2 separate regions of the Homo sapiens genome follow, and region 2 is linked to region 1. The links are chromatin loops, found by intact Hi-C in ENCODE. Cell type or tissue: gastrocnemius medialis. All regions are shown on one strand. Each heading gives the region's core, and the rest is flanking DNA. Links, peaks and the distances in the headings are about the cores only. Region 1 overlaps LOC101928882 (a long non-coding RNA gene). Region 2 overlaps SOX2-OT (SOX2 overlapping transcript).

What was found. Peaks named below come from ENCODE experiments on the same cell type or tissue, not always from the same donor. Only the 100,000 strongest peaks of a DNase experiment are listed, where the experiment ranks them.
Region 2: it touches region 1 in a loop (2.7-fold over the local background); 4 of 110 quality-filtered maps call a loop at or near these places.

The regions. Positions count from the first base shown.
Region 1 is chr3:180,798,219-180,808,289 of GRCh38, reverse strand. The region is part of intron 3 of LOC101928882 (a long non-coding RNA gene); the gene reads left to right. Among named protein-coding and RNA genes, the nearest start is that of FXR1, 110 kb to the left of the region's middle. RefSeq lists an enhancer at 3,022-3,559. In gastrocnemius medialis, for the core only: CTCF peaks have their summits at 5,069 and 5,268 (motif pointing left); no DNase peak of the experiment used is centred there.
Region 2 is chr3:181,070,462-181,080,532 of GRCh38, reverse strand. All of the region lies in intron 1 of SOX2-OT (SOX2 overlapping transcript), which reads right to left. Among named protein-coding and RNA genes, the nearest start is that of SOX2-OT, 19 kb to the right of the region's middle. RefSeq lists an enhancer at 4,699-5,330. In gastrocnemius medialis, for the core only: no CTCF peak of the experiment used is centred there; no DNase peak of the experiment used is centred there.

The DNA.
Region 1 (10,071 bases), core at 4,161-6,660:
TTTTAGATTCTTCACCTTTATTGGAAAAGGATATAATTTGGATATATGAGTAATCTCTATGAAAATATTGTTCAAAGATGCAAAACCTTACAATTTTCAGAGATGCCACTCCTATATAAATACCAAGTAATTTTATCTTGAGTGTAGCTCATACCTTAAGATCTTGTTTCTTGGCTTGGCAAATGTAAACAAATGATTAAATTATGAATTCCTGTCAATAAATGGCATCGTAAGATCTCATTTTTTATTTGCTTAAGTAATATGATCTTATTGTAGAAAAATTTGAAAATAGAGATAAACCAAAAGAAAGATTATCCAATCCCCAAATTTTTGGCCAGAAAAATTACTGATTAGTGTATCTCTTTCCAGTGCTTCACATAAATATATATATACATATATAAACTAAACATATATGCAATAAAATACATGTCTATAAAGACAGTTACACATTTAAAATATATGTGTACATTTTAAATTTATATACACATATTTGTATATATACAGTTATAAAGTAAAATAGAGACAATTTTATATATTCTGTTTATATATTGAATATTAACTTGTTATGGACATCTTTATACCAAACAAATATGCTTCTATACCATATTTTTGTGATATTGTTGGACAACTTCAATTTAGATTGTTATAAAAAATACTGTGATGTGGTAAAGGGAACTTGAGGAGATACGGAAAAAAAGAAAAAATTAAAAAGGAAAAATACTGTGATGAACATACTTGTAGTTATAACCTTGCCTAAATTCTCAATTATCTCCTTAAGGCAAATTTCCAGGAGTAAGTTTTGATGCACATTGACAAATTGTCCTTGAGGAAGTTATATTTCCATCAGCAGTAGATAAAAGCTCTTGTTTTCATACATATTAACATAGAATATTTTCAGTTAATTTGTTGGCATTTATTAAAATCCCTATGTGCTCGTAGTTCTGTTCTAAATGGTTGGCTGGTCCTGAGATACATACGGGCAATGGTGTGACAAGCAGACCAGTTGGGCTGTAAAGTTTAAACGAGATAATCCATGTACAGCATATGTCAGAGTGTCTCTATATGCAGTAAATATTAAGGATATGGTAGCTATTTATTATTGTTGTATTTTAGCTGGGAGACTTCATCTCCATCAAGAAAAGTATTTTTTTCAGCATCTAAATAGAATATAATCACCTTTTTAATGCCTTTCTGAATTTCTCAAAGGGATGGTTTAGATCCTTTTTCTCTGCACTCAGCACACTCTATATATACTTCTGTTGTATGTCATATCACATTGTAACATAATTATTCTTTTATCTCTTTGACTCTCACTACATTGTGAATGCCTGTGAATAAGGACCATGTCTTATCTCTGCCCACAGCACTAAGTACAGGTCCTGACAATTGATAGAAATGCAATAAATGTTTGTTACATGACTGAATGGATGAAAAAGCAAAAGAATAAAGTTTTTGCTGTTCAGATGGGTGACCCGAAACTTCCTCATGACTCCTTATCATAGAATGTAAAGTATGGAGAAAGTGGATAAGGACTATGGTCCCAGTTCTTGTGGAAGTTGGCAATAGAATTAAGAAATTATGAGGCAGCTGTGCTGAAAACTATGGTCAAGGGTATCATTGGAGGTATCATCACAATACTTCTGATGTACAGGTAAAAGCTCCTTCTTTTCTGCCTATGTAGTCAGAGTATGTCATTGAAGAGGAGAAGCTTGTCTAGTTCTCCGTGAAGGAGGGAAAGCTAGCAAGCAGATTTTCATGAGGCTATCTACCCAGACTACATTCTCGTTTCCTAATTCACATGGGCAGTCCATTTCAGTACTGTTATTCCACCACTCCCTGGCCATAATTGATTGAGTTAGGGTGGACACCTAATCCAGGAGGAACCAATCCATTCATTGTACTGAATCAATTAGATTGTATCTCTTAGAAATTAAGACCCAGAGCCTGGCCGGACTCCAGGTACTAAACGTTGGGAGATACTCTTAGATTAATTGCAAATTTTTCATTTTTACTTGTTATTTGAGCATGTTTGTTACTTCTAATTCAAGGAATTTTAACCAAGACAGTAGGATCATTGATTTTACATGTATAGCAGTGCTTTGGAAAATATTCTCTCTCATAGTAGTGCCAGGGTTCTGTCTCAAAAAACATGTCAGAAGATGTCCTGCTAGTAGGGTGCCTTAAAGGCACTTCAGCCAAGGGGTCAAGATGGGCCTCAAAAATATTCTGTCTTGACTGTGATTTGGATGGGTCTTGGGGTATACCCTGGCCCATGCTAACCCTGGTGCAGCCATGAGAATCTCAGGATTTCTGGACTAGCCTTGCATCTTAGCATATTAGGAGAGAGAAGGATTGAGATCTTTTGGATTGGAAGCAACCTGCTGATATAAGGACAAAAGTGGCACAACTTGCTAGGGGTACAAATTTAAAAATATACATGTAGGGTGACTTATTCAGAATTTTGGAGTGAAAGTGGCATTATTCACAGTTGTATGAGAACAACAGTTACAAAGTGAAATTGTCTTTGGCAAACAGGGCTATATTGTCACCATATCTCTGGGTGATTTGTAGCAATTTACATATATTTAATTAATAAGGATCATAAGAACTGGTACTTATTTGGGAATACTCATTTATTTTTCTTATTTTAAAATCAAATTTTTATTCATTGTACACAAAAATTGTAAAATGTAGATATATAGGAAGAAGGTAATAAACCTGTCATCCAGCTTTCAAGGATAATGACTGTTAATAGTTTGGTATATCTCTTTCCAGATTTTTCTACTTATTCATGTAATACATTTAAATAAAAAAATTAGACCATATTGTATGTATTATTGTATGAATTGCTTTTTAATGTCCTTTCCATGTCAACATTATTTTTAATGGTTATTTTCTAATTTGTTTATTATGTGCCATCATTTCTTTAACAATCCCTATTCTGGGCCATTCAGGCAGTCTCCTGTTTCACTAATTGTGCTTTAAAAGGCCACTCATTCTCCTGCAATATTTTTTCTTGTGAAATAAATGTGGGGAAGTAGGAGTGGTTTGTACACAGGATCATGCCCTCAGAGATCTCTCGCGTTAGAAACGCGCTGTGAACTGTATACATAAGCCTGTTAAAACATTTTAGTTGGTCACCAAATCAAATGTCAGGTTTTTTTTTCCCTCTTCTTTCCAAGAAGACAAAGGGAAACATTTGGAAGCAAGTCCTGTGCACCCCCTTGTGTCACCAGGGTGGAATGTGCTGCTAGCATTCACATTCCTTCCCCGCATAAGAACAGACAGGCCTTCCGAATGCTAGAGAGGAAGTGAGCTTTCCAAAGGACACTGTGATGGAAATCAAAATACAAGAAAAGACAATGTAATATGTCTTTATATCTGAAGGGATTTCCTGTACCATGAAGTGATCTTGACTTTTAAGTACATTATTCGATAATTTTGTTTTCTTTTGTAGCCTACCTTTGGTATAATGCCATTTTGTATAATTAAAAAAAAAATTTTAACAGTAACATTCTCATTGTAGAAAATATTGAAAAGTATATAAAATTATTATAACAAAAGACCTAACAATTATTAACATATTGATTTATTTTCTTCTAGTATTTTTTCTGCATATACACACATATACATATATCCATATATAAACCGTATAGTGGATAGTATGGTGTTATAAGTGCTTGCCTCCTGCTTACTTTAAGTTGATGTTAAATTATCATAGAAAAGTCAGATTCCATATCTATCTTGTTCAGTGCTGAATCTCCAGTGCCAGGCAGAATACATGGCATGTTGTAAACCTTTGATAAATGCTCATTTGATTACTGAATCTTACTGTATTTTGTAATTCACTTAACCATTTCCCTGTTGTACCTCATTTTCAGTTTGTTCACTATTATAAATCACACAGTGATTAATTTCTTTGTGCATAAAGCTTTTTCCACCTTCCTGATTTTTCCCTCAGGTTAAATTTCTTGAATGCAATGGTTAGATAAAGAAAATAAAAAATTAATGTTCCAATCACAGAATGCCAAGCTGCTTTCCAATTCACATAAACATAAGCGGGGCCTATGAGTAAATGGCAGAGCTAGAAATCCAACTAAGATCTCCACCCAAAGCCTGCCTCCTTGACACTATTCTATGCTGCCTCTCCATCTATCTGGTTAAATAACTGATTGGACAATGATAATCTGAAGGCTCTGATTAATAAATTCTTATTAAGCCAATAATTCTAGCACAAAAAGGGAAGTTTTAGTTTGGCAGGGCTTTAATTTAGTAAAGCCATTCTGATTCATGATAACAGTGCCACCATTAGTCCAAATGGCACCTTTGTGTAATTTGGAAAAAGATAACCCTTCTCCAAGATATTTTGATGCCCTCTGCAGGAAAATTGTCTTAATAAATACATAAATCTATGAATATAGAGGCATGAATATAGAGCTATAAGGCACAAAACTTGGACAATTCTATTTTCTAAGCTCTTGGGAATTCTGTTTAATCTAGACGAGAGTTTTGTGAGGCTATAATGTCAAGCAAAATAAATTATATTTTCTGGAAGTGCCTTTTTGAAAATTATGATAACTTGCATCTTTCTTTTAATCTCTTGGTTCCTCTCTAGGTCTCTTTGTTTTTATAATGTTTCCAGTGTTTCTGCAATCTCATCTACAAATTCTCTTGCATCATAAATCCTCACAGTTTAAAGTGTGATGGTGGAAAATGTTGTTTTATAATAAAATTATTTCTTTTTAAATGCTTACAAGCTATAATTTTAATATATTTAAAGCCAGTTTCATGTGTATATTTTTATTTGAAATAATCTTAAAAACATGGTTATTAGAGAAATATTAAAGTTTTATTTCTGTAATATATTCACCCAGAGAATTTCTGTTATCCCTTCGATTATTTATCCCTTATGTTTCCATCAATTTAAAAAGTGTATTTGATATTCAAACATGACACCTTAGCCTCCAAGTGTAAATCTGTTAATATAAGCAGTGAGTGAGTCTTTACAGAAATATTATCATAAAAAATTTCTGTAAATATCTTATTAGTGTCCTGACAAGTTGAACAATTATGAAGACATCTGTACATTGATTTTTAATAATTGAAATACTGTTAAAGTATTTCTATAATGAAAGAAAATTTTTAAGTGGTATATTTTGTTTCAAATAACATTGAGATTTTTTTTTTTACATAGTAGACAGGGAATCATCTCATTGAGAACAGATTTTTCTCCTCTATTTTGTTCTGCTGCTGCCATCTAGAGTAAAAGTGAAGCAAAGGAAGCAGACCTCCACCAAATGGTGCAGATTCTAGATTCAATCAGGAATAGGGGAGAGCTTAAACTATTTTTCTTAATTTTTAATTGAAAAATAATTATTGTATATATTTATGGGGTACAATGTGATGCTTTAATGCATCTATACATTGTGGAGTAAGCAAATTAGGCCAATTAGCATATCCATCACCTCACATACTTATCACTTTTTTGTGGTGAGAACATTTAAAATCCACTGTTTTAGAAATTTTTGAAATATACAATACGTTATTACTAACTAAAGTCACCCTGCTGTGCAAAACATCACCAGAACTTATTCCTCTTGTCTAACTGGAACTTCATACCCTCTCACCAACATGTCCCCTTTCCCTCTCCACCCTTTTCACCCCGCTCAACTTCCAGTAACTACCATTCTACTCTGTGATTTTTTTAGATATCAAATATAAGTGAGACTACATGATATTTGTCTTTCTGTGCCTGGCTTATTTCACTTAACACAATGTCCTCTAGATTCACTCATGTTGCAAATTTTTCTGCTTTTTTATGGCTGAGTAGTATTTCATTGTGTGTGTGTGTGTGTGTGTGTGTGTGTGTGTGTGTGTAAAACTTAAAAACATTCATTTGGCCAGGTGCAGTGGCTCACACCTGTAATCCCAGCACTGTGGGAGGCCAAGGCGGGTGGATCACAAGGTCAGAAGTTCGAGACCAGCCTGACCAACATGGTGAAACCCTGTCTCCACTAAAGATACACAAAAATTAACCAGGTGTGGTGGTGCGCACCTGTAAACCCAGCTACTTGGTAGGCGGAGGCAGAAGAATCGCTTGAACCCGGGAGGCAGAGGTTGTAGTGAGCCGAGATCACGCCATTGCACTCCAGTCGGGGTGACAGGGCAAGACTCTGTCTCAAAAAAAAAAATTATTCATCTGTTGCTGGGCACTTAAATTGGTTTCATATCTTGGCTATTGTAAATAGTGTGGCAATAAACATGAGGGTACAGGTATTTCATTTACATATTAATTTCACTTCCTTTAGATATATACCCAGTAGTAGTAATGCTGAATCATATAGTAATTCTATTTTGAGTTTTTGGAGGAACCTCCATACTGTTTCCAAAATGGCTCCACAAATTAACATTCCTACAAAATGTACAAGGGCTCCTTTTCATCCACATCTGCAGCAACACTTATCTATCATCTTTTTGATAATGTCCACTCTAACAGGTACAAGGTGATATCTCATTGTGATTTTGATTTGCATTTCCCTGGTGATTCGAGATGTTAAGCATTTTTTAAAATTTATTTTTTTTTATTTCAGTAGGTTTCTGGGGAACAGGTGGTGTTTGATTAATGAATAACTTCTTTAGTGGCAATTTCTGAGATTTTTGTGCACTCATCATCCGAGTAGTGTACACTGTACCCAGTGTGTAATCTTTTATCCCTTACCCCCTTCCTACCCTTTCCCCCAAGGCCCCAAACTCCATTGTATCACTCTTATGCCTCTGCATCCTCATAGCTTAGCGCCCACTTATGAGTGAGAACATACAATGTTTGGTTTTCCATTCCTGAGTCACTTCACTTAGAATAATGGTCTCCAATTATGTCCAGATTACTGTGAATGCCACTATTTTGTTCCTTTTATGGCTTGGCAGTATTCCATGGTACATATATATCACAATTTCTTTACCCAATTGTTGATTGATGGGCATTTGGGCTGGTTCCATATTTTTGCAATTGCGAATTGTGCCGCTATAAACGTGCGTGTGCAAGTATCTTTTTTGTATAATGAATTCTTTTCCTCTGGGTAAATATCCAAAATGGGATTGCTGAATCAAATGATAGTTCTACTTTTATTTCTTTAAGGAATCTTCACACTGTTTTCCATAGTGGTTGTACTAGTTTACATTCCCAGCAGCAGCGTAGAAGCGTTCCCTTTTTACCACATCCACGCCAACATCTATTATATTTTAATTTTTTGAGCATGGCCATTCTTGCAGGAGTAAGGTGATATTTCATTGTGGTTTTGATTTGCTTTTCCCTGATCTCTAGTGATGTTGAACATTTTTTCATATGTTTGTTGCCGATTTGTATATTTTCTTTTGAGAATTGTCTATTCGTGTCCTTAGCCCACTTTTTGATGGGATTGTCTGTTTTTTTTACCGCTGATTTGTTTGAGTTCCTTGTAGATTCCGGATATTAGTCCTTTGTCAGATGTATAGATTGTGAAGATTTTCTCCCACTCTGTGGGTTGTCTGTTTACTCTGCTGATTGTTTCTTTTGCTGTACAGAAGTTTTTAATTAAGTCCCATCTATTTAATTTTGTTTTTATTGCATTTGCTTTTGGGTTCTTGGTCATGAAATCTTTGCCTAAGCCAATGTCTAGAAGGGTTTTTCCAAAGTTATCTTCTAAAATTGTTATGGTTTCAGGTCTTAAATTTAAGTCTTTGATCCATCTTGAGTTGATTTTTGTATAAGGTGAGAGATGAGGATCCGGTTTCATTCTTATACATGTGGCTTGCCAATTATCCCAGCACCATTGGTTGAATAGCGTGTCCTTTCCCTACTTTACGTTTTTGTTTGTTTTGTTGAAGATCAGTTGGCTGTAAGTATTTGGCTTTATTTCTGGATTCTCTATTCTGTTCCGTTGGTCTATGTGCCTATTTTTATACCAGTATCATGCTGTTTTGGTGACCGTGGCCTTGTAGTATAAAGTCAGGTAATGTGATGCCTCCAGATTTGTTTTTTTTTGCTTCTTCTTGCTTTTGCTATGCGGGCTCTTTTTTGGTTCCAAATGAATTTTAGGATGTTTTTTCTAGTTCTGTGAAGAATGATCGTGGTATTTTGATGGGCATTGCGTTGACTTTGTAGATTGCTTTTGGCAGTGTGGTCATTTTCACAATATTGATTCTACCCATCCATGAGCATGGGATGTGTTTCTGTTTGTTTGTGTCATCTATGATTTCTTTCAGCAGTGTTTTGTAGTTTTACTTGTAGAGGTCTTTCACCTCCTCGGTTAGGTATTTAATATATTCCTAAAAATTTTAGTTTTTTTTTTTTTTTTTTTTTGCAGCTATTGTAAAAGGGATTGAGTTCTTGATTCTCAGCTTGGTCACTGTTGGTGTATAGCAGAGCTTCTGATTTGTGTGTATTGATTATGTATCCTGAAACTTTGCTGAATTCATTTATCAGTTCTAGGAGCTTTTTGCAGAAGTCTTTAGGATTTTCTAGGTATACAGTCATATCATCAGCAAACAGCGAGTTTGACTTCGTCTTTATCAATTTGGATGCCCTTTATTTCTTTCTCTTGTCTGTTTGCTCTGGCTAGGCGTTCCAGTACTAGGTTAAATAGAAGTGGTGAGAGTGGGTATCCTTGTCTTGCTCCAGTTCTTAGGGGGAATGCTTTGAACTTTTTTGGTTCCAAATGAATTTTAGGATTTTTTCTAGCTCTGTGAAGAGTGATGGTGGTATTTTGATGGGAACTGCATTGAATTTATAGATTGCTTTTGGCAGTATGGTCATTTTCACAATATTGGTTTTACTCATCCATGAGCATGTATGGATGAGTAGAATCAATATTCTGTATTGATTCAGGTGCAGAATCATTCAGTATTAAGTTGGCTGTGGGTTTGTCATAGATGGCTTTTATTACATTAAGGTATGTCCTTCTGTGCTGACTTTCCTGAGGCTTTTAATCCTAAAGAGATGCTAGATTTTGTCAAATGCTTTTTCTGTGTCTGTTGAGATGATCATGTAATGTTTGTTTTTAATTCTATTGATGTAGTTTATCATATTTATTGACTTGTGTATGTTAAACCATCCCTGCATCCCTGGTATGAAACCCACTTGATCATGGTGGATTATCTTTTTGATACGCTGTTTGATTCAGTTAATATTTTGTTAAGTATTTCTGCATCTATATTCATCAGGAATATTGGCCTGTAGTTTTAGGTGAGGTGGCATTAGGGTGAGACTGACTTCATAGAATCTCTATCTCTATCTTGTGGAATAGTGCCAATAAGATTGGTACTAATTCTTCTTTGAATATCCGATAGAATTCAGCTGTGAATCCATCTGGTCTCAAACTTTTTGTTGGTAATTTTAAAATTAATTTGAAAACCTTGTTTTTGAGCTCTGAAGTTCTTTGTTTGTTTGATTCTATTATGGAGACTTAATAGTGTATTTTGCATTTCTCTAAGTGTGTCTTTCATTTCCAGAAACTGATTGTTTTTTATTGATGCCATCTAATTTCACTGAAGGGCTTTCCCTTCATATCTTGTATCATTTTCTTTTTTTTTTATTTCATTAAGTTGGACTTCACCTTTCTCTGGTGCCTCCTTGATTAGCTTAATAATCGACCTTCTGAATTCTTTTTCTGGCAATTCAGGGATTTCTTCTCGGTTTGGATCCATTGCTCATGAGCTAGTGTGATCTTTCGGGTGTGGTAAAAAATCTTGTTTTGTCATATTACCAGAATTGTTTTTCTAGTTCCTTCTCATTTGGGCGGGCTATGTAAGAGGGAAGATCTGGGACTCAAGGGCTGCTCTTCAGATTCTTTTGTCCCACGGGTGCTTCCTTAATGTATTGCTCCTCCCCTTCCCCTAGAGATGTGGCTTCCTGAGAGCCAAACTGAGTGATTATTCACACAGCAGAGCTATCAAGCTCCAGGCTAGTACAGGGGAGTGTCTGCACAGAGTCCTGTGATGAAAGTCCCATCTTCGAATCTATGAAAAACAATGATAGCTATAGCAACCTGTTAAGAGATAGGTAATATAAAAATAATATAAATTGAGGCAAAATGT
Region 2 (10,071 bases), core at 4,262-6,761, 270 kb before region 1:
ACGATAAATTTGTATGTTCCAACGTGAAAAAATGACTCTACTATGAAAATGAAAGTAAGGAAGTTCTATGATAGTTTTTTTGTATACACACTCACACACATATGTATGTGTACATATACATGCACATATGTGCGTGTAAGGGAAAATATATATAATATATTCTCTTAAGACAGCATGCTACACACAACATTCAATATTGATAACAGGGGAACATCTGCCTTGTCTTGGTCCCAGTTCCATTTCTAATCCCTTAACTCCTTCAGTGAGGGCCACTAAAGGCTCTGAAATTGAGCTGACCAAAGAAAATTAGAATAGTATTCATATTTTAAGAGATGCATTTGAACTTAAGCTTAAAATTGATGTTATTAATTTAATGGACAAATTGGCAGAGACCTAAAAATAAATGGCAAAACTAAGCCTTAAATCTAAAGTCTCCAGGAAATCACTGACAATGAAAAATGGTGATAGAGTACTTATGAATTTAAACTCTCAGCCAATGGAAAAAAATCAGACACTCAAATTCATATTTTTAGCTCCAGTATATTATTTAAGGCATAGTCTTTCAATATTACTCTTTCCATCTAGCTAAGACTCTAAATAGATAAGATCCATCCATTCATCAAATAGAACACGGTTTGTTACAATGCTAGCTAAAGAGCCTCCTGAGTCTGTCCAATCTACCAGAACAAGTCACCTTCCTCTCCTTTCACTCAATTAATTAAGGCAAACTTCACCACAAAGAAACACCTGTTGTTTCTAAAAGGCCACATAAAATAAAGGGAAAAATAAGACTAAACGAAAGATTTTTAAAACACCTAAGCTTTTATAATAAAATCAAAAGCATCCCCCTTAGAACAAAAGGAGTAAAGATAAGTATTTAAGTTAAAAGGTCATATTTCTAGCTTAGCTAAAAGTTTAAAGTGATGGTATTTGGGTAGTGTGCCTGTAAAGAGGCAATGGAAGAGGCTATTGGTTTTTGTTTTGTTTTGTTTTGTTTGTTTGTTTGTTTTTTGAGCAATAAAGCTTTTTAATCACCTGGGTGCAGGCGGGCTAGGTCCGAAAAGAGAGTAAGCAAAGGGTGGTGGGATTATCATTAGTTCTTACAGGTTTGGGATAGGCATACAAAGTACATTCTCAAGGGCGGGGAGAACATTACAAAGTACCTTCTTAAGGGCTGGGGAGAATATTACAAAGTACGTTCTTTTTTTTTTCATATTCAAAATAAATCCAAAGATGCTATTTATTGTAAATCTCATAAGAGATGGTTATCAAAAGCACTTGCATGCCAATGTTTTCTTGTGCCATTTCTTTCTACAATAAATCTATTTTGCTTCTGTCTCACCTTAGCTGTCATAGACATATCTTTTACGTATCATATTGTCAGTACTAACCTTTTGTTTATTAGGACATAAGACCCAAGAATCTAGACATTAATCTGATCTGATTGTTCTGTTTGTTACAGTTAGCCTGTAATCCCTTTTTTTTTTTTTTTTTGAGACAGAGTCTTGCTCTTTCACTGAGGCTGGAGTGCAGTGGCGCCATCTCGGCTCACTGCAACCTCCGCCTCCCGGGTTCAAGCGATTCTCCTGCCTCACCCTCCCAAGTAACTGGGATTACAGGCATGCGCCATCATGCCTGGCTAATTTTGTATTTTTAGTAGAGACAGCAAAAGGGGAAGTGTTATGCACATTCTTTTTTTTTTTTTGGAGATGGAATTTTGCTCTTGTTGCCCGGGCCACAGTACATTGGCACCATCTTGGCTCACTGCAACCTCCGCCTCCCAGGTGCAAGCGATTCTCATGCCTCAGTCTCCTGAGTAGCTGGGATTACAGGTGCACACCAACATGCCCAACTAATTTTGTATTTTTAGTAGAGACAGTGTTTCACCATGTTGGCCAGGCTGGTCTCGAACTCCTGACTTCAGGTGATCTGCCCCCCTTGGCCTCCCAAAGTGCTGGGACTACAGGCATGAGCCACTGCGCCCAGCTGCTACATACTTTTAAACAACCAGATCTCATGAGAATTCACTGTCACCACCAGAACAGCAAGGGGGAAATCTGCACCCATAATCCAATCATCTCCCACCAAGTCCCTCTGCCAACATTGGGGATTACAATCCAACAAAAGATTTGGGTGGGGACAGAGAGCCAAACCATATCCGTGGACATTCAATTCAAGGCATCTCATGCCAAGTCCAAGGCATGTTCCACAGCAACACACAGTTTCCATGAAGCGGTCCAAGAAATGAAAACAGGATGCAAGTGAGGGAGCCTGCAAGGCTCCTCCCTCAGAGGATACCACTCTGCCTTTCCCACTGGCTGTGATTATCTTTAAACATGTTCTTTCTGTTAATATCTATCTGGGGATCTCATTCCCTCTATAGATTGAGTGCATTCAGTCATTCATTCATGCTGTCTTCTTTTCAATTTCCTCAGAACCCTGCCTAATATTCTGAACAAAGAAAAAAAGATCTGCAAATACAAGTGCTCTGGACCACTTCTTTATGAGAATAAGTTGTCATGAAAATTGGACTATGCTTCATCTCTTTACTCCTGGTATAGCAAACCTCTAGATGTCCCATTCTAAAATCTTCTGTGAAGATTTTATGCTCTTCGGATAAATAAGCCAAAGTTTCCCAAACCTGAATGTTCATCAGAAGTACCTGGGAAATCATTAAAAAATAAAAGCCTGGACCCCAATTTAGGGCTACTGAAACTGAACTTCCAATGTCCTTGAACCAGTTTTTGCCAATCACTGCTGTAAGATACCAGTAGAAATACACAAAACAACTTTTATACCAAGCTGTCCCTTCTTAGACTTTGTTTATGTGTTTAAATTGAGAGACTAACACAATTTAAAGGAATCAAAACAGATCTGTAGCTGAAGGCATCCTGTCCTTGATGGGAACCAGGTAGAAAACAGTGTTAAAGGAGAGAATCGTGCCTACCTACAAGGTGGGAGAACTCTACCTGGAGTTGAAATCAATAGCCCTAGATTCCAGAGTCAGTTCTGCCCCTGTGTAAGTCATAGACTAACACAGGCCTCAGCAGGCTTCTGTGACATTACTCTTTCTTTCTGACTACTCCTTCTTCATCTCCTTTGAACTTTGTTCCCTCTGCTTGTCCTTAAATGTGGCTGTCCTTTAGATTCCTGTCCTCAGTTACTCTTTGAACTATCTACACTAATCCTGCCTCATTTCAAGTCCCCATGTCTTGAATGACTTATCTACGTGCTGATATTTCCCAAATCTGTATCTTCACTTACTGTCCTCAGCTGCACTCCTATGTACAAGACCCCAGAGTTAAAGTGACACTTTACAGCCTTTCCTCATCATTGACCAATTTCTACCAGCTACAGTGGAACACTTTTAACTTTTCATTACTCCTTTTTAGATAAAGACAGATTACCAGCAATAGGAATATGGTCAAGTACATTATAATACTTGTATCTAATGGAACATTACACAGTCATATAAAATGGCAGTTTGAAAAACTATGCAAAATATGGGGAAATAGAGTATATTGTTACAAAAGAGAGTAGTAAATTTTATCTCTATTATGATTATGTGGGAGACAAGAACATGCCACCCCAAAATATGCTTCTTTGGCTTAAGGACTGTTTTGAACCCAAGGCAATTGAGAGGGCAGGAAAGCTCTCTGCTTTCTAATTGCCTAAAAGCAGGATATAAATTTAGAAAGACAAGAGTATCCCTCCCCCCTTCTCTAGCAGGGAGGACAAAGGTTAAGCACTGAAGACAATTTTAGACTCTTATTGGCCTGGAGATGGCATCAGATGACTCTACATGAACAAGATTTACTAACTAGCCCTTATGTGCCATTTATTTGCCTTCTCACAATTTCCTGTCCCTACAGACACAGTTCTCTTCCTTTGTTCTGTCACTACTCTAAAAATTTACTATTCTTTGCTGAAGATGCTATATAAGCTAGAATTCAAAACTACCTCTTTGAGAATTACTCAGCCCCTAGGTATCTCCCACATATATACGAAATATATTAGTAAACTTCTGTTTGTTTTTCTCTAGTTAATCTGTCTTTTGTTATGGGGATTCATTCCAACTAAGAACCCATGAGGGTTGAGGAAAAAGTTACTTTTCCTCCTCTACCATTCTAATCTAAAAAGGTCAAAAGTATTGGACTAGAACTGGAAGGGAATATAGAAAATGACAGTTTATTGTTATTTAGATGTCTGAGTGGTTCTTTCCCATTAAGAGATTTCCATTATTATTTTATCATTTATGCAAATATATAGTTTATATATGATCATCTTAATTTGTGTAGTTATTCTAATCTTAATAACAAGTTTGTGGGGCTAAATAATAATATAACAGCTGCTCTTTAATTTTGTAAACAGTAAGATGCCATAAAGCAACCCAGGCTGTTCTTGTAACATGTTTGTCTTACTAACATACTATGGAAATAACAACCACATCCATCTGCTCATATCTCAGAACACTTTTCCAGGAGTCTCACCATGTCCTATACCAGTATATGATTATGCTTATGAGATAAATGGGATCATTACAACTACTTTAAAGATGAGGAAACTGAGGAACAGAAAGATTTTAAAACTTCATCAAAGGCTAGCCACAGATCAGAATGAATTTTCAACTCATTGATATTTACTCAACTAACAATCAGAATACATGTCAAATTTCTTTACTAACTGTTCTTAGCTGTTAATACACAGTATAATTTGTCTGGGTAAAGAAAATATTATGAAGGAGGGCAGGGCCAAGATGGCTGACTAGAAACAGCAGCAATCAGAGGCTCCCATGGAAAAGAACCAGAGTAAGCATGTGAATCCTTCACCGGCAACCAAGGTATTCAAGTTCTCTCATCAAAACTGACTAGGAGGCTGGTGCGATATACATGGAGAGGAAGGAAGAGAAGTGTGGTACAGTAGCCCACCTGAGAGCCACATGGGTCAGGGGAGCCCCTAACCCCCAGCCAAGGGAGGCAGTGAGTGAGCATGCTACCCAACTGAGGAAACCGTGCTTTTTCCACAGAACTGTGCAACCCCCGGATCAGAAGATCCCACTTGTGAACCCATGCTGTTGGGGCCTAGCATCCCAACCCCCAAGCTGCACAGATTCTCAACAGCCTCTCAGCTGTTGAGCTTCCAGGGAGAGGGGCAACAAGCACCACAGCTGTAGCTGCCTGCTGTCTAAGCAGCTTGAGCTCCTTGGGGGAGGGGCAGCAGCCAGCACTGGGACTCACAACTGCCTAACATGCTAAGCTCCCTGGGTCAGGGGAGGGCAGCATTCATCTCTATAGCTCCAGGCCATGCTTTTCCCCTGCTGGAGCCAGGGAGGCTGGATGGCTTGGTCCCATGATGTGTCCTCCACAGCCCAACACATTGGCTTGGCAGACTGCAGCCAGATTGCCTCTTCAGGCCTGACTCTACACCTCATTCCTCACCGGGCAGGGCTTCCCTGCAGGAACTTCAATAACTCCAGCCAGAGGCTCAGGGACAGAACCAGGGTCTCCCAGAGCCTGAGACCCTAGGGAGAGGGGTGGTCAGAGTCTCTGTGGACCAGCAGACTTAGCCTTTCCTCCTGGTAGTTCTGAGGAATCCAGGCAGCCCAGACAAGTGTGTTTCCCCACAGTGAAGCACACCCCCTCCACCAAGGGGCAGTCAAAGTGCTTCATTAAATGGGTCCTGTTCCCTGTGCCATCCAACTGGGTGAGACCCTTCAACAGGGGTTGTCAGACACCCAATACAGGAGTGATCCTACTGACATCAGGTTGGTGCCCCTCAAGGTCAGAGTCCCAGAAGAAGGAGCAGGCACACATCTTTGCTGCTCTGCAGCCTCCTTGAGTGGCATCTCCAGGTGTGGGAGTGAATCAGATGAATAAAGCCTGAAGTGAACCCCCAGCAAACTGCAGCAGCCCTACAGAAGAGGGATCTGACCACTAAAAGAAAAACAAACAGAAAGCAACAACAACAGCATCATCAATAACAAAAAGGCCCCCACAAAAAACCCCATCCAAAGGTCAGCAGCCTTAAAGATCGAAACTAGACAAACTCACAAAGATGAGAAAGAATCAATGTGAAAACGCTGAAAACCCAAAAAGCCAGAGTACCTCTTCTCCTCCAAATGATCGCAACATCTCTCAGCATGGGCATAGAACTGGATGGAGGATGAGATGGACAAATTGACAGAAGTAGACTTCAGAAGATGGGTAATAAAAAACTACACTGAGCTAAAGGAACATGTTCTAACCCAATGCAAAGAAGCTAAGAACCTGGATAAAAGGTTAGAGGAGCTGCTAACTAGAATAACCAGTTTAGAGAGGATCATAAATGACCTGATGGAGCTGAAAAACACAGTATAAGAACTTTGTGAAGCATACACAAGTATCAGTAGCTGAATCAATCAAGTAGAAAAAAAGGATAACAGAGTTTGAAGACCACCTTGCTGAAATAAGGCATGCAGACAAGACTAGAGAAAAAAGAATGAAAAAGGAATGAAAAAAGTCTCCAAGAAATATGAGACTTCATAAAAAGATTGAACCTACAATTGATTGGAGTACCTGAGTGAGATGGGGAGAATGGAAATAAGATGGGAAACACACTTCAAGATATTACCCAGGAGAACGTCTCCAACCTAGCAAGACAGGCCAATGTGAAAATTCAGAAAATACAGAGCACACCACTAAGGTACTACATGAGAATATCAACCCCAAGACACATAATCATCAGATTTTCCAAGATCAAAATGAAGGAAAAAATGTTAAGGGCAGCCAGAGAGAAAGGCCAGGCAACCTACAAAGGGAAGCCCATCAGGCTAACAGCAGATATCTCAAGCAGAAACTCTATAAGCCAGAAGAGACTGGGGACCAATATTCAACATTCTTAAAGAAAAGAATTTTTAACCCAGAATTTCATATCCACCCAAACTAAGCTTCATAAGTGAAGGAGAAATAAAATCCTTTCCAGGCAAGCAAATGCTGAGGGATTTTTACCACCAGGCCTGCCTTGGAGGAGTTCCTGAAAGATGCAGTAAATATCGAAAGGAAAAACCAGTACCAGCCACTGCAAACATACACCAAAATATAAAGACCAATGACACTATGAAGAAACAGCATCAACTAATGTGCAAAATAACCAGATAGCATCATGATGACAGGATCAAATTCACACATAACAATACTAACCTTAAATGTAAAGGAGCTAAATTCCCCAATTAAAAGACACAGACTGGCAAATTGGATAAAGAGGCAAGACCCATCGAGGTGCTGTATTCAGGAGACCCATCTCATGTGCAGAGACATACATAGGCTCAGAATAAAGAGATGGAAGAAAATTTACTAAGCAAATGAAAAGCAAAAAAAGCAGGGGTTGCAATCCTAGTCTCTGACAAAGCAGACTTTAAACCAACAAAGATTAAAAAAGACAAAGAAAGGCATTACATAATGGTAAAGGAAACAATTCAACAAGAAGAGCTAACTATTCTAAATATATATGCACCCAATATAGGAGGACTCCAATTCATAAAACAAGTTCTTAGAGATCTACAAAGAGACTTAGACTCACACACAATAATAGTGGGAGAATTTAACACCCCTTTGTCAATACTAGGCAGATCAATGAGACAGAAAATTAACAAGGATATTCAGATCTTGAATTCAGCTCTGGATCAAGTGGACCTAATAGGCATCTACAGAATGCTCCACCCCAAATCAACAGAATATACATTCTTCTCAGTGTCACATGGCACTTATTCTAAAATCAACCACATAATTGGAAGTAAAACACTCCTCAGCAAATCCAAAAGAAGTGAAATCATAACAAACAGTCTCTCAGACCACAGTGCAATCAAATTAGAACTCAGGATTAAGAAACTCACTCAAAACCACACGATTACATGGAAATTGAACAACCTGCTCCTGAATGACTCCTAGGTAAATAATGAAATTAAGGCAGAGATCAAGAAGTTCTTTGAAACCAATGAGAACAAAGAGACAATGTACCAGAATCTCTGGGATACAGCTAAAGCAGTGTTAAGAGGGAAATTTATAGCACTAAATGCCCACATCAGAAAGCTAGAAAGATCTCAAATTGACACCTTAATATCATAAGTAAAAGAGCTAGAGAAGCAAGAGCAATCTAATCCAAAAGCCAGCAGAAGACAAGAAATAACTAAAATCAGAGCAGAATTGAAGGAGATAGAGACACAAAAAACCCTCCAAAAAAAATCAATGAATCCAGGAGCTGGTTTTTTGAAAAAAATTAACAAAATAGATAGACAGCTAGCTAGATTAATAAAAAAGAAAAGAGAGAAGAATCAAATAGACACAATACAAAAACGATGAAGGGGATATCACCAATGACCCCAAGAAATACAAACTACCATCAGAGAATACTATAAACATCTCTATGCAAATAAACTAGAAAATGTAGAAGAAATGGATAAATTCCTGTACACATACACCCTCCCATGACTGAACCAGGAAGAAGTCCAATCTCTTAATAGACCGATAACAAGTTCTGAAATTGAGGCAGTAACTAATAGCCTACCAACCAAAAAAAGCCCAGGACCAGATGGATTCACAGCCGAATTCCAGCAGAGGTATGAAGAGGAGCTGGTACCCTTCCTTCTGAAACTATTCCAAATAATTTAAAAGGAGGGACTCCTCCCTAACTCATTTTATGAAGCCAGTATCATCCTGATACCCAAAACCAGGAAGAGACACAACAAAAAAAGAAAACTTCAGACCAATATCCTTGATGAATATCAATGTGAAATCCTCAATAAAATATTGGCAAATTGAATCCAGCAGCACATCAAAAAACTTATCCACCACGGTCAAGTCAGCTTCATCCCTGGGATGCAAGGCTGGTTCAAAATAATGCAAATTCATCACATAAACAGAACTGAAGACATGTATAATCCATCACATAAACAGAACCAAAGACAAAAACTACATGATTATCTCAATAGATGGAGAAAAGGCCTTTGATAAAATTCAATGTTCTTTCATGTTAAAAACTCTCAATAAACTAGGTATTGATGGAACATATCTCAAAATAATAAGAACTATTTGTGACAAACACATGCCAATAGCATATTGAATGGTCAAAAGCTGGAAGCATTCCCTTTGAAAACCAGTACACAACAAGGATGCCCTCTCTCACCACTCCTATTCAATATAGTATTGGAAGTTCTGGCCAGGGCAATCAGTCAAGAGAAAGAAATAAAGTGTATTCAAATAGGAAAAGAGGAAGTCAAATTATCTCTTTTGCAGATGACATGATTTCATAATTAGAAAACCCCATCATCTCAGTCCAAAAACTCCTTAAACTGATAAGCAACTTCAGCAAAGCTTCAGGATACAAAATCAATGTGCAAAAATCGCAAGCATTCCTTTACACAAATAATAGATAAGCAGAGAGCCAAATCATGAATGAACTCTCAATCACAATTGCTACAAAGAGAATAAAATACCTAGGAATACACCTAACAAGGGAAGTGAAAGGCTTCTTCAAGGAGAACTACAAAACACGGCTCAAGGAAATAAGAGGGGACACAAATAAATGGAAAAACATTCCATCCTCATGGATAGGAAGAATCAATATCGTGAAAATGGCCATACTGCCCAAAGTAATTTATAGATTCAATGCTATTCCCATCAAACTACCATTGACATTCTTCACAGAATTAGAAAAAACTACTTTAAATTTCATGTGGAATCAAAGAAGTCCCTGTATAGCCAAGACAATCCTAAGCAAAAAGAACAAAGCTGGAGGCATCATGCTACCTGACTTCAAACTATACTACAAGGTTAAAGTAACCAAAGCAGCATGCTACTGGTACCAAAACAGACATACAGACCAATGGAACAGAACAGACCTCAGAAATAATACCACACATCTACAACCATCTGATCTTTAACAAACCTAACAAAAACAAGCAATGGGGAAAGGATCTCCTATTCAATAAATGGTGATGAGAAAACTGGCTAGCCATATGTAGAAAGCCAAAACTGGATCCCTTCCTTACACCTTATACAAAAATTAACTCAAGATGGATTAAACCCTTAAATGTAA